Linked DNA regions of Homo sapiens: region 2 is linked to region 1. The links are chromatin contacts, found by Hi-C in ENCODE. All regions are on one chromosome and are shown on one strand. Each heading gives the region's core, a stretch centred on a gene start or an enhancer-like site at or near the end of the contact. The rest is flanking DNA. Distances are from core to core; before and after follow the strand shown.

The links. A loop is a pair of places that touch in the nucleus more often than their neighbours do. Pooled maps may share reads with other maps.
Region 2: a loop to region 1 is called in a pooled map, with 11 times the contacts of the local background. The contact joins the enhancer-like site here to the promoter of TXLNB in region 1. A Hi-C loop is called at or near these places in 2 of 37 single-sample maps with no recorded cell type and 3 of 50 pooled maps.

Annotation. Positions count from the first base shown.
Region 1 is chr6:139,287,195-139,294,194 of GRCh38, forward strand. It overlaps TXLNB (taxilin beta), which reads right to left and starts at 4,804. Exons shown (of 10, transcript NM_153235.4): 1 at 4,727-4,804; 2 at 1,282-1,719. The coding sequence starts at 1,705. The region is part of intron 4 of LOC102723690 (a long non-coding RNA gene); the gene reads left to right. RefSeq lists enhancers at 3,519-3,578, 3,779-4,028 and a silencer at 3,638-3,932.
Region 2 is chr6:137,101,606-137,108,686 of GRCh38, forward strand. No RefSeq gene overlaps it. Among named protein-coding and RNA genes, the nearest start is that of IL20RA, 60 kb to the left of the region's middle. RefSeq lists an enhancer at 4,516-4,575. Within about 2 kb of position 1,511, at least 5 of the 41 ENCODE cell types and tissues checked have a DNase peak (open chromatin) inside an H3K27ac peak, as active enhancers do.

The DNA of each region.
Region 1 (7,000 bases), core at 3,554-6,053:
TTGCTATGTAAAGGACACTTTCTGGAGAGTGGGTGTAGGAATTCACTGTCTCACTGCTGCCCAAGACAGCACTACTGTTTGTAAGCCCCTATTAAATATTTCTTTCTGAGAAAGTGGATTTGTCAGCCTCTGTTTTTGGCCTTCAGCTCCCTTGGCCTTTGTGGGTAGGTTTGTATATACCTGCTCACTGCAGAAAAATATTCTACTCCAGTTTGTGATATATTTGGGTTTACAGATAGTCTGGTTACTGGAGTTTGAACCCAGTTCTGACTCCAATGCTCATGATCTTTCACTCTACCACATAGTCTTCCAGAAACAAATCATATGTGGTCTCTGCCCTTGATAGATTCTCCATCTAGCATGAGAGATGGGTATATAAACAAATGATTGCTGCAGAAAATTTAATAGAAAACTAAGGAAGGTGATGCTAACTCTACCTGGGCATGTCAGGGAAAGTATCACATAGGAGGGAGTATTCGTAGTGAGTGTTTCCACCAGGAAAGACAAGCAGAGGGACTTTCCTATGTACAGTAACATGCTTCACTCATAGTTTTAAAAATTAACGTTCTCACCCTTTTTTCCCAGCCATCGTTGGTGTCACCAATCTCCCATGCTCTCCTAAAAAATTTTCCTTTTCCCGTTTTTGCACTTCTCCTATATAATTAATTTACATGTCTTCTGTTTTCTCTATACTTACAGCTCCTTGACCAAAAGACCATGATTTATTTATCTTTGTGCACCTAGCACAGTGCCTTACAAAGACTAGGCATTAATAAACACTCATTGGGCACCTGAAGATAGGTACAGATTTCTAGGTAAAGAAACTAGGATGTGCACAGGCCTTGTGGGCGATGGAGCATAGCATGTTCAAAGGCCTGAAAGACAAGATCAGAATGACTAGCTATTAGGCAGTAGTGGTGGTGGTGGTAATAGAGGCAGAGTGTTCAGGAAGGTGATGTTGTAGGGTAGAGTAATCTGAGATAAAACTGGGACTGGTTGGAGTTAGACCATTAGGATCTTAGAGAACATGTTAAAGATTTTGGTCTTCATCCTAAGAGCAGTAGGAGGCCACGGAACAAAGGGTCAATGGGTAACACACTGAAAAGTTCACCTGAGCTCCATTGAGGGGTAAGGGCTGGGGACAAATACAACAAGGGAAAATATAGAAGGCTACTACAGTCATCCAAATATTGGATGTGGCTTTTAGTGAAGTTTGGAAGAAGTGCCCCTTTTTTAGGAATACCATACAGAAAAGTCACATATTTGAACATAACTACTTGCCTAATCCTTTTAGGATTTTCTTTTCCAATTTTTGCTCCTTATTGCTGACGGGCTCTTTGACAGTGGGTGGCTCTCCAGAAGCAACGGGTTCTCTTCCAGCCTCTTCAGTTGTTTCCTCACAGTCCCCATCCTCGTTGTCAGGTGATTCTGCATTCTCAGGCTGCTCACTGGCCCTGGCAGAGCCCTCTTTCCCTGCTGTGCTGGCAGCAGACCCATAAGTGTTAATGATGTCTTCCAGCTGTCGATTCAGCTCTTCAGAGATATCGGGGTGCACACTTGCCTCTTTCTCTGGTGGTTGGACTGGGGTTGGAGAATCCTGGCCATCTTCCTTCTCCAGGCCATTGTGACTGGGTAATGATGAACTGTCACCTGGAGGTGTTGACTGTCGTTCCGCTGAGAGCTGTTCAGAGTGATTAGCCTCCATCTTGGGAGTAGTATCTAGTGGTAAGCACAGTTAGGCTTTATGTAGCTAACCTACTTGCTACATATCAATGCTACATTTCAATGGTAAGGATATCCCCCAAGTGAATACCAACTAATTATAGTCTCTAACGTAGAGAAAGGCAATGTCCTTTCACAAACCATTGATGTTACTAAGGGAGGAGACCACCCCTCATATCGTCTTATGCCCAATTTCTGCCTCCAAAGAAGAAGTAAAAACTAAAACGCAGACATGAAATCCACAGGCAGACAGCCTGGTGCCGCGCCCTGAGCCTGGTAGTTAAAAATTGACCCCTGACCTAATAGGTTATGTTATCTATAGATTACAGACATTGTATAGAAAAGCACTGTGAAAATCCCTATCCTGTTTTGTTTCGATCTAATTACCGGTGCATGCAGCCCCCAGTCACGTACCCCCTGCTTGCTCAATCAATCACAACCCTCTCACGTGCACGCACTTAGAGTTGTGAGCCCTTAAAAGGGACAAGAAATGCTCACTCAGGGAGCTCGGCTCTTGAGACAGGAGTCTTGCTGACGCTCCCGGCCGATTAAACTGCTTCCTTCTTTAACTGGGTGTCTGAAGGGTTTTGTCTGCGGCTTGTCCTGCTGCATTACAATTATTAAAGTAGGGACAGTGGAAAGTTGTTTTTCCAAATCAAGTCACACTGCTGGCATATTTTTGGTTTTGATCTTCAGTTTTCAGTAGCATTCCTTATTATTCACATTAAGAAAGTAATTCATGCTATTTTTCTTTGTGGCCATATTTGTCATTTTGCTTACACTAGTCAGTTTGTGTTACCATTTTCCTGTATAATTCTATGTAGATTAACAATCACTGGGGGTACATGACTGTATATATTTAAAATGTTTAAATATAAAGTGGTATTAGTTTTCTTTCAAAGTTAAAATATTTAATAGAAGAGCCATTGAATTTATTTAAATAACTCATAAGAATAACATCTCTAAGCTCTATTTGATCCATAAATCAATATTTTGCTTAGTGTGAATATTTTGATGTAAATGCATTATTACACTGGATAGAGGAGACATTTCTCACTTTTCTGGCATTTTCTTTTTCAGATAAGCAACACGAATGCTTTTTTTGAGGCTTAAACTGGCATCATTTTTAGATTAAGACAGGGAATGAGGGAAGGTATAAATAAATAGACAAAGTAGTATGGAAACACGGGCCAGGTGCTGTGGCTCATGTCTGTAATCCCAGCACTTTAGGAAGCCGAGGCGGGTGGATCCTTGAGGCCAGGAGACCAGCCTGGCCAACATGGTGAAACCCTGTCTCTACTAAAAATACAAAAATTAGCCAGGTGTGGTGGCGGGCACCGGTAGTCCCAGCTACTTGGGAGGCTGAGGTATGAGAATTGCTTGAACTTGGGAGGCGGAGGCTGTAGTGAGCCAAGATCGTGCCACTGCACTCCAGCCTGGGTGACAGAGCAAGACTTCGTCTCAAAAACTAAACAAAACAAAAGCATGATGATACTTATAACAACAATTCCTTAAATTTCTATAATACTCTTTTATTCCAATATATAAACCAATTTTTTAAAAGAGAAAAACAGATTACAACTTTCTCTTCTAAGTCAGGAAGCTCTAGAAAAACTTAATGATTTTTAAGAAGTAGCAATGTTTCATAAACAAGGAGGAGACCAACTCGAGAAATAATTCAGCAATAATAAGGGCCCTTAGGAAAGGGTGAGAGATGGTACTGAGTCAGAGATTCCAGGGTTTCTGACTATTACCACTTCTAGAGTTGCAATAGATTTGGTTTAGGCCTTTAAGTTATGGTGCATTTTATTTGTAAATAATATTTAACAGTGATGCTGCTAAATAGCAGCATAAAAATGTGGCAAGATCCTCATAATTCACAGGTTTTGCTGTTGTGGTAACATGAAAGTGAAAACAAAAGCATACTGTTCTACAACTGCACAGCTTCCTTTTCCTGTTCTCAGGGCAGTAGATGTCAATTGAATGCTCAGACACCAACAAGAACAGAAAATTCAACACACAGATGTTGCCACTGACTTGTGATGCTCACCAAACACTCATAACTTAGAGGAAGTACTTTTTTTCTTTCACTGGTTTGAATTCACCAACTTGATTATCAAATAATGCAGCAGTTTCATTATTTTCATCACTGGGATTTCTTTTCCTGACCTCACTTGTTGATTGCACTCATCTATATATAACTTAGGCCTCCCCTGAACACGGAGAAAGACACACGGCACCTGCTGTCCAGCCAGAAGTTATTTTAAGCTATTCTAAAATGAGTCATGCCGTTTAGCACTTCATCCTTGAAAATCAAGAGAATCGTTTTTCAGTCAAATTGAAAACAGTAAACATTTAGTGGCTTAAATCCATACATGGGTTTTAAAGTCGGGGAGACTATCTTAGGATGAAATAAAATCTCAAGTAAAATGAACTTCAAAATAATTAATTTAAGATAAGCTGTCCATAGGAGTTTTACTTCGGTTAGTCTAAATGCAAGTGGCTGTTTGTATTTGATTTATTCTTCATGAGATGCCACAATCATTGATTTTTTAAATTCTTAATTCCATGGCTATTCTTTAAACTCCTGTTCCACATTTACTTTAAAACAGAACAGTCATTATAAAGCCCAGGACAATTCAATTCCCAAAAGTAGCCTCAAGACAAGTTAACAAGAGGGAAAAAAACAAAGTCAGAGAACTTTGTTACTTTTCAATCATCCATTTTATATTATGTGGCAAAGAAATTATTTCTAACTTTTATCTTATATAAACTTTATTGCCTTATTTTCCCCTCCCCAGGGAGAGAACTTTTCACTTGTGTTGGCTATTCCAGATGACTATCACAGACACATCCCTCCCTAAGCAACACATTTTATTTATAAATACAACAATGAAAAGTTCTCCAACAGTTCACTGGCAATCTCAAAGTTGCAAGTTTCGAACACCACAAACCGCACCCTATACCTTCTCACAGGGCTTGGGGGAGTGTTTGTCATACTTACCAGAAGGCAAGAAGCTAAGCAAGAAGAGAGAGGAGAGGAAGGAGGCAGGAAAAAGCAAGTCAGAGCTGCAGCAACAGCAGGAGAGGGCGGGCTGGCTGTGTTCTTACAAGGGAGAGAGAAACCCAATACACACACACACACATACACACGTGCACGCACGCGCGCGCACACACACACACACACACACACGCCACAGGCACTGATGGAGGCAGCAGTCTGGAGGAGGTGGGGGTAGGGAAAGGAACATCATATGACACAGCAAGGGGAAAATACACCCAAGCTTCCCTAGCTGTTGCCAGGGGAAATACCTTAGCAGAGAGAAGCAGCTGGAAGATCTCATTAGACTCTCCATGTTTTGTTTGTCCTTTCGGAAATTTAAACTCTGAGTATATTACCCCCGTTGCAAATGCAGTCTTTCACCATTGTTGTCCTTTTTGGGTAGAGATCAGTTTTTCTTACTTCTTGGGTTATCTCCAGTGTGGTGGAAGATTCATCTTCTTTTTCTTCTTCTTCTTGCACTAGCTTAATTAGTGTCAGGTTTCTTACAGGAATCATGGAAAAAGAAAAACAATGGCATAAGAACAGGGAGGTGGTGGAACCATTTTAATTCTGATGTCATTGTTTGGTTTGTTTGCAAAGTTTGAAATAAACATGTAGATGGTGATTTTGGAGCTGAACTGAGTATAATCTTCATGCACGTGGTAATTGGTGTGACCTTGGAGCACAGTCTTTCCCAGGTAACTCTTCCCATCTCAAACAAACCCTCAGGGAAGCAGTCTGCTTTTTCTTCCTTAGTTGGTGGCTTTCCCACATTTTGTAAATCCTCAACATGCTCCTTGATCCTCCTCAGAAAAAGAAATTCCTTCTGATTCACCATAAAATGCCTGTCTATTAATTTACATCCATTTGCCTTTTATTTTTCTTTCTGGAGCTTGTGTTCCCATACTTCCAAAGCAGATTCCTCCATCGGTTTCTGCTCTGGGGACAGGCTAGGCATAGTGGCATCCCTTGTGGGAGGCAGAATAATGCCACCCAAAAGATCTCCACGTCCTACTCCCTGGAACCTGTGAATATGTTTCTTTACATGACAAAAGAGACTTTGCAGATGTGAGGAAGGATCCTGAGGTAGGGAGGTTATCTTGAACTACTGGGTGGGTTCAATGTAATCATAAGGGTATTTATTTATTTATTTATTGAGACAGAGTCTCGCTCTGTCACTCAGGCTGGAGTGCAGTGGTGCAATCTCAGCTCACTGCAACCTCCCGGGTTCAAGCGATTCTCCTCCCTCAGCCTCCCAAGTAGCTGGGATTACAGGCGCCTGCCACCACATCCAGCTAATTTTTGTATTTTTAGTAGAGACGGGGTTTCGCTGTGTTGGCTAGGCTGGTCTCGAACTCCTGACCTCATGATCCGCCCACCTCGGCCTCCCAAAGTGCTGGGATTATAAGCGTGAGCCATTGCACTCAGCCTCATAAGGGTCTTTATAAATGAGGGAGGAAGGCAGTAGGATTGGAGGCAGAAAAGGAGATTTGATGACCTCAGCATAGGTCAGGAAGCTTCTAGAAGCTGGGAAAGGCAAGGAAACAGATTATACTCTAGAGCCTCCAGAGGGATGCAATCCTGCGACATTGATCTTAGATCAAAGAAATTCGTTTTGGATTTCCGACCTCCAGAAATATAAAATAGCAAACTTATGTTATTTTTAAGCTGCTAAATTTGTGATAAGATGTTATGGCAACAAAAGGAAATGAAAACATCCCACCCCCAGTTTTGTCCTACTTATTCTCTGAGTTTAGGGGAGGCATAAGTTATATATAGATGAGTGCACCCAACAAGCAGAAGTCAGGATAAAGAAATTCCAGTGTTGAAGACAATGAAGCTGTTCACTATATTATTTGATAATTAAGTTAGTGAATTAAAATTGATGAAAGAGAAAAGCACTTTCTTCTAAATTAATGAATACTTGGTGAGTGCCACAAATTGGGTGGCATTCCATCCTGGATTGTAGCAAACTGACCCGATCACATCTCTTAGTAAATATAAACAAGTCAGTGCTTTTCAAATTTAAATAATGTATAGACTCACTTAACAGAATAATTTAAATAATGTGGAAATTATTTGAAGGATTATATTATTATTTGAACCTACATGTACTAAAATGAAAATAGGATAAATTCCTTATGCTTACAGTAGTTACATAAATTTTAAAATGTATACATTTTAAAGCCTACAAAATCAATAAATGCGACTCAAATTAATAACACTACTTTTATG
Region 2 (7,081 bases), core at 261-2,760, 2.2 Mb before region 1:
ACTCCAACATGTAGATGACCTTCTTGTATGTAGTCCAACCCAGGAGGCATCTGACCAAAAAACCTTAAAACCATTTTGCATTCCCCGGCACTCGAGTCAGAAGAGTACGTGGATCTGCCACTAATGGGTGGGCTGGGATCACGACCTCATTCATTGCCCTGAGCTCCTGTACCATATGGTATTCCCCCAAAGGCTTCAAAATGGTCAAAATGAGGGTATTACAGGGAGAATTACAGGATTTCAGAAGTCCACGGGCAAGCAACCCCTTAACTACAGACACTATGCCCTTTCTTGCTTCCAGCTTAATTGGGTATTGTTTTCTGTTGGGAAAATGACTGGGGTCTTTGAGCTGTATTTTGATGGGCACTGCCATTCTAGCCCTTCCAGCCCTCCCAGTACACCATGCTCGTGGGTTGACCTGTTTGTGTACAAATGCGACTGTCAAGGATGCCATAAAACTCATAGACAAGCTTAGGCTGCTGTCATATTAGAACTCATCATATAAATGAATTTAAGGCCAAAACACTCAATGAATGTTACATTTATGACCTTCTGAAGTTGCCCTTTGACCCAGCATCACCTTGGCCATTTGTATCCCCTTGAGCCTCCTTCCCTCCCCATCTAATGGACAGTGGAGTAGCAAAGGCTCATGTCCAGTGGTTGAGATGATTTTTGCAGTGCTATGCGTGCCATGGGCAAGGGTCAGGGCAAAACTTTGACCCTGTTGATCCCTTCTCACCCCCTCCTTCAGCTTTACTCATTTCTCCTGGGCCTGTGTGCCATGTTTGAATGCCCTCAATTTCTCACCATGTCCTGCTCAAAGACCGTATTCACTGATGGTGCGCTGGCTTTTGGTATTATAAAGATTCCCAAATTCCTCTGATCATAAGAATCACCTGGGCTGCTCATCTTGTAATTCTGAGTCAGAAAGTTTGGGGTGGGGCCTGCTGATCTGTGCATTTAACCAAGACTCTGGGTGAGTCTCATGATCACATGAGTCTGAGACACATGGATTTAATGACTATGAAAGTTGAAAGATGCCCCTGAGATCATTTAAACCAGTGGTTCTCAAAGTGCAGCTCCCAACCAGAGCATCAGTGTCACCTGGGATTTGTTAGAAATGCAAATTACTGACTCTATGAAAAAGGAACTCTGGAGGTGGGGCCCAGTTCCCTGTGTTTTCACAAGCCTTCCAGACAATTATTGCATAGGCTAAAACTCCAGACTTGCTGATGTAGACCATCTCTCTCCTGTTATCCTCTATTTTACAGATAAGGAATGTTGGCACTCTGTCTATCACTTTGGGACCTTGGGTGTTGAAGTTGGGGAGGGGGACAAGTGCTACAATCCCTAGGTGATTGTGAACAGGGTGAGAAGAGAGATGGTAGAGGGCTCCTGAGAATGGGCCATCAGTGGTGTGATCCTCAGCTTCCAATCCCTATTCTCTGAGCCTGAGGTCTTATCTGTAGACAAGGACTCATGTTTGCTGAGGGTGCTGCTAAAAGACACCAGGTGTCTGAAGGGCCAAACCTTTGTGGTAAACCAGAGCTTAGATGTTTATAGTAACTCTCCACTAAGAAATCCCCTGAGAACCCAGCCACCAAGAAGCCCCAGTTCCTCTAAAGAAAGACATGTCTCACTCTCAGAGAAGTTTCAGCTCTGCTTTTGGTGGTTAGTGCCTGCCCATTCTCAGGATGGTTCATGAAAGAGTCTTCTACTTAGTGCTGTGGAATAACCATCTGAAATTGTAAGCTGTGGGTAGATAGTACTGTGGTGTAATCACACATCTTCCTGTCACACTGGTGGGAAGGATCAAGGGTTCAGCATAGTTCAGCCATCCCTGTTATTCTCAAAACCAGTGTTCCCAAACTTCAGTCATTTGGCTATAATTTTCACAATGTTTCTAAATTCAAGTACAATATGTATTGTCGTTTTATCTAATATTTTTCACTTGCTCAACTTAAAAAAACTAAGAATATTTTCAAATTTTCAAAATAATTATGAAGATAGTACAGAGAGTTCTCATATATATACCCCACGCCTGGTTTCCCCTATTGTTAAAATCTTATATTAGTATAGTACATTTGTCATAAATAATGAACTAAATTAATTGATACATTATTGTTAACTAAAGTCCATGCTTTATTTAGTTTTTACTTAATGTCCTTTTTTTTCTTTTCTGTACCTGGATCCCATTTAGGGTACCACATTAAATTTATTCATCACATTGTATTTGGGTCCTATTCCAGACCTAACAAAAAGTGGACTGATGCAAAAGAATGACACTCTGGTTAAAGCTATTGCTGTGAGTATTAAAGCCCTTTGTCTCTGATCCAAGAGTCTCATGTCTTCTGCCAGCATCTAAGAAACACTGACAAGTCAATTAGTTAGTTTCCAGGTAGGGTAAAGGCTTAGATATCTTACAGTTCTTGAACTTTTTTGTTGCACAATTGAAGTATTCAAAAAGGGTAAAAAAAATCAAGTTTTTAAATATTTAAACTAATTCAATTAAAGTATAAAAGGCCACTTAAAAGTGATGGTTAAAAGTTGCCAGATTCATAAACAAAGTAATAAGGTTTATGAGTTGGACTTAAAAATTCAAGGAATAATGAGGAATTTAAATTTGTAATTTTAATAAATAAAGTATTAATTTAAGAAAATCACAGTATCCCCTTAGTAATTTTTCCTGTCTATAAAAGCCCCTATCAAGGATGCCACAAAACTCATCTAGATAAGCTTGGGTTGTCATATTGGAACTCATCATATAAATAAATTTACCCAAAATTGTTTATGACCATGAATGACAAAGCTTTACTGTGCTCAAGCACATTTGCATTTTAGAATAAGATAAACAGCTTTGTTCAAAGAATGAAAGTCTAATGGTGAAATTTTGCCGCCATTGCAGGGCTAGTGCCCCTCATGTCACATTATGAGGTTAGCTTCTTTTACAGATTCAAAGGATAAAACAAGGGCCCTCTACTTTGTCCCTGCTGAATTCTCGAGACCTAGAACAGGCACATAATTGATGCTTATTAAAGATGTACAAATTAATGATCAGATTTTAGCCAGGGCCAGATTTCAGTTTTAGAAACATCACTCTGGCTGTAATATGAAAGTTAGATGGAAGAGGTAACACTAGAGAGGAGACCAAGCAGGAAGTTGGTGGCAAACCCTGACAGTAGACACACGGCCATGGCTTCCAGGGTTTTGGACTAAAATCCTACCCTCTTCAGGAAATAACTAGTCTCATTCTGGAAAACATCTGTTGGCTTATTAGTGGTCTCTGAGGGAGGCTAAAAGCCTGACCCTGGGGTGCCCTGTGACCATGTGGCCCATACTTCTCATCATGAATGGGTCTTCTCTGGACCATTAAACCATGAAGCAGGAGGAGCATAGCAAGACTGGATCCAACCTTACAGCACAAATAAAACTGCAGGATGTCAAGGATCAATGGACAAGGTGACCTGTTCTGTGGACATGTGACCTACTCAGTTTCACACTCTGGCATTTTCTCAATGTGCTCGTGAGCAAATGTCTGTGCAGTAAGGTCAGGGGTCCCACATGGCTCAGAAGAATAGGCCTCCTCTCACTGAGGCTGACTTGGCTGCTGCAGGCCTGAGTGTCCCGTCAGTCAATGGCAGGAAGCAGCCCGTGAACATCTTGGAGGGGGCAGTGATTTGTCCTCAATGGGGGAGACACATCCAGATTTGGGTTTGCCTTCTGAGCCCATCATACTCATGTGACTTATTGAATGTCTTATTCACCAGGGTTTTTTACCAAAACACTGCTTCTGATTAAGAACTCAGTTGGCTTTGGGTCTGCTTACTTCCAGTCAGTACCTGGGCCACTGACCACTCTCAATGTTCTTTTCTGCACGTGGATATTCAGGCTGACCTATTTCCTGGCTTGTAGGTTTGACACACTTTTCTTTCCTGTTTGAATCGTAGGTACCTTGAAGCTATCTGAAAAAAAAAAAATTGGCTTGGGTAGAAAGGCAACACCCTGGATTTGTTCTTTGCCTGAGGCTTCCTCTCTGTGTGGCTGAGGAGTCTTAACAGGCCTTTGAGAAAGGGCGTGAGTACTGGTTTTATCACTTGCAGCTCTGGTTCAATTAAGTGCTATTATAAGCCTCTTTACGTATCAGTTGGCTTTTCAACCCTTAACAAGTCTCTTCTTTTTGGATGCTCTCTACTTTCTTCCAGCTCTGCTTGCAAACTTGTCAATTCTTGTCTTAGTTGATCACTTTTTTAAAAACCTGTTTATAGACAGCAAAGAGAAGCCAACACAGATTGACATTTGGATTCTTTCCAATAGCTTCATTTGAAGCAATAGGAGAAGCGATCTGCTTCTCCAGTTATTGTAGGTAATAGCTTTGCCAAATGTTTTTTGACAATAGAACAAGGGTGGTCAACATTTTAGCCTGAAATACCCACGTCCCCATCACCTGTGATTCTCTCATTGTACCAATGCCACATCTTAGGTTTCAGTTATGGCAGCACTATGCACATTTCTGTATTATTTAGGGCAAGTGCCCAGCTGCTGCAAAGAGAAGCCAAAATGCCCTGGTTTAAATAGGATAGATATTTATTTCTCTCACATATTACAGTGCAGTACAGTGCAGGTTCTGTTCCAGGAAATCATTCAGGGATGCATTTGAGTGAAGTCAAGCAATTGTCTTCAAATCATAGCTTCCACAGCTGCTAAAGACATAGAAAAAGGAAAGGTGATTTGAAAGTAAACATCTTTCAGAAGAGGAACTGGAAGATGAACATACCAATTTCATTCATTTCCATTTGGTGAGAACTCAGGTAATTGGCTACATTTAGCTGCAAAAAGTTTGAAAAAAGTCATCTTAAGTCGGGGCAGCCCCACCGAAGAAAAAGTGAGAATAGTTTTGGGGGGTTAACCAATATTATGGTCAGCATACTGGTCTACCTTATTCTTTATAGTGCTTATGTAGCATACGACTTAACAGATATACGGTAATTTTTCAACCATGTCCCTCTTGGAGGATTTTTAGATTGTTTCCAATATATTGCTATTATAATCCCTCTTTATACATAAATATTTGTGCCCTGTAATTTTATAATTTGTGTCCAAACTGCCCTCTGAAGTTGTATTATCCTATCCTCATACTAAGGGTGCTGGCTTCCCCATGGCTTCACAAAATTGCGTCTTATCTGACTTTTTAGTTTTTGCCAATTTATTAGGTAAAAGATGGTGTCTTGTTTTAGCTTGCATTTAAAAAATTATGTTTAGCATTTTTTCCTTCCTTTATAAAATCATTTTCTTTCTCCCTTCCTTCCCTTCCTTCCTTCCTTTTTCTTTTTCTTTCTTTCTTTTCATTCCTTCATTCCTTCCTTTTTTTTTTTTTTGAGAGAAGTCTCTCTCTTGTCCCCCAGGTTTGAGTGCAATGGCTTTTTCTCTGCTCACTGCAACCTCCACCTTCTGGGTTCAAATGATTCTCCTGCCTCTGCCTCCCAAGTAGCTGGGATTAAGGCGCCTGCCACCATGCCCAGCTAATTTTTGTATTTTTTAGTAGAGATGGTGTTTCACCATGTTGGCCAGGCTGATCTCGAACTCCCGACCTCAGATGATCCACCTGCTTTGGCCTCCCAAAGTGCTGGGATTACAGACGTGAGCCACTGCACCCGGTCCCTCCCTCCTTCCTCCCTCCTTTCCTTCCTTCCTTCCTTCCTTCCTTCCTTCCTTCCTTCCTTCCTTCCTTCCTTCCTTCCCTCCTTCTGTCTCTCTCTCTCTCTCTCTCATCTCTCTCTAGTTTTGGAACTGCCTATTCTAACCCTTTATAACTTTCCTGTTGAGTTTTTGGTAAGTTTTAAAAATAAATTTTAATGAGAATTTTATAGATGCATAACACTTTTCCAAGTATAGTATTCCTGGGTGTCACTGAACACCACAGGTGGGCAAACTACAGCTTGGAGGCCAAATCTGTCCTGTAAATGGCATTTTATTGGAACACAGTCATGCTCATTTGTTAACATATGGTCTATGGCTGCTTTTGCCCTACAACGGCTGAACTGAGTGGTTTTGACAAATATTATATGGCCTTGAGTCTAAAATATTTACTCTCTAATCTTTACACAGAAAAAGTTTGCTGATTCTTGCCCCAGACTCCATGAAAGAATCTCCAGTGTTGTGGGCTGTACACGTATATTTTGAAAAAAGCTTCTCAAGTTTCTAAAGTTTGAGAAGCATGTTTGGAAAAAAAAGTATCCAAAGTTTGAGAAACATGATTTAGTTAGTAGTAGAATACAGAAAGGCATACTTTCCCATCAGACTCCTTTTCACATCTTCTGCATTTCTTCCCCTTTTCTTTCCACATCTGACCACCCCAAACCAAAGTTTTAAGAGAAACATCTAGGGGGTTTCCAAGTTAGTATGGCTAGTAATAATCTGTCTTATTACTCAGGCATTGCAAAATTCCTTAGCTGTAGTAAAACTTTATAAACAGTAAAAATTTGGGGCAAAAGCAAAAAATGGACATTTCTCACATCTTGAAAAAGAAAACACAATTCTTCTCTTTAGAAAATAATATTGATATGCACAGTTGTACATGTGAGTGCCTAGACATGTATATATTAGCATAATGATGTGTGTGTATGTTTATGCATGACACACATGGAAACATATACATTGGAAGCACCGCTTTGGATCAAACTCATGATTCAGACAGTCCAGTATATTGTTTCTAGTACATGTCTCCAGCCACCCTCAAACCTGCCAAGACCAGCTCGGTTGGGGAGACCCTAACCCAACAGCGCTAGAGGAATTAAAGACACACACACAGAAATATAGAGGTGTAGAGTGGGAAATCAGGGGTCTCACAGCCTCCAGAGCTGAGAAGCTCAAACAGAGATTTACCCACTTATTTATTAACAGCAAGCCAGTGATAAGCATTGTTTCTATAGATTATAGAGTAACTAAAAGTATTCCTTATGGGAAACAAAGGGATGGGCTGAAATAAAGCGATGGGTTTGGCTAGTTATCTGCAGCAGGAGCATGTCCTTAAGGCACAGATCGCTCATGCTATTGTTTGTGGATTAAGAACGCCTTTAAGTGG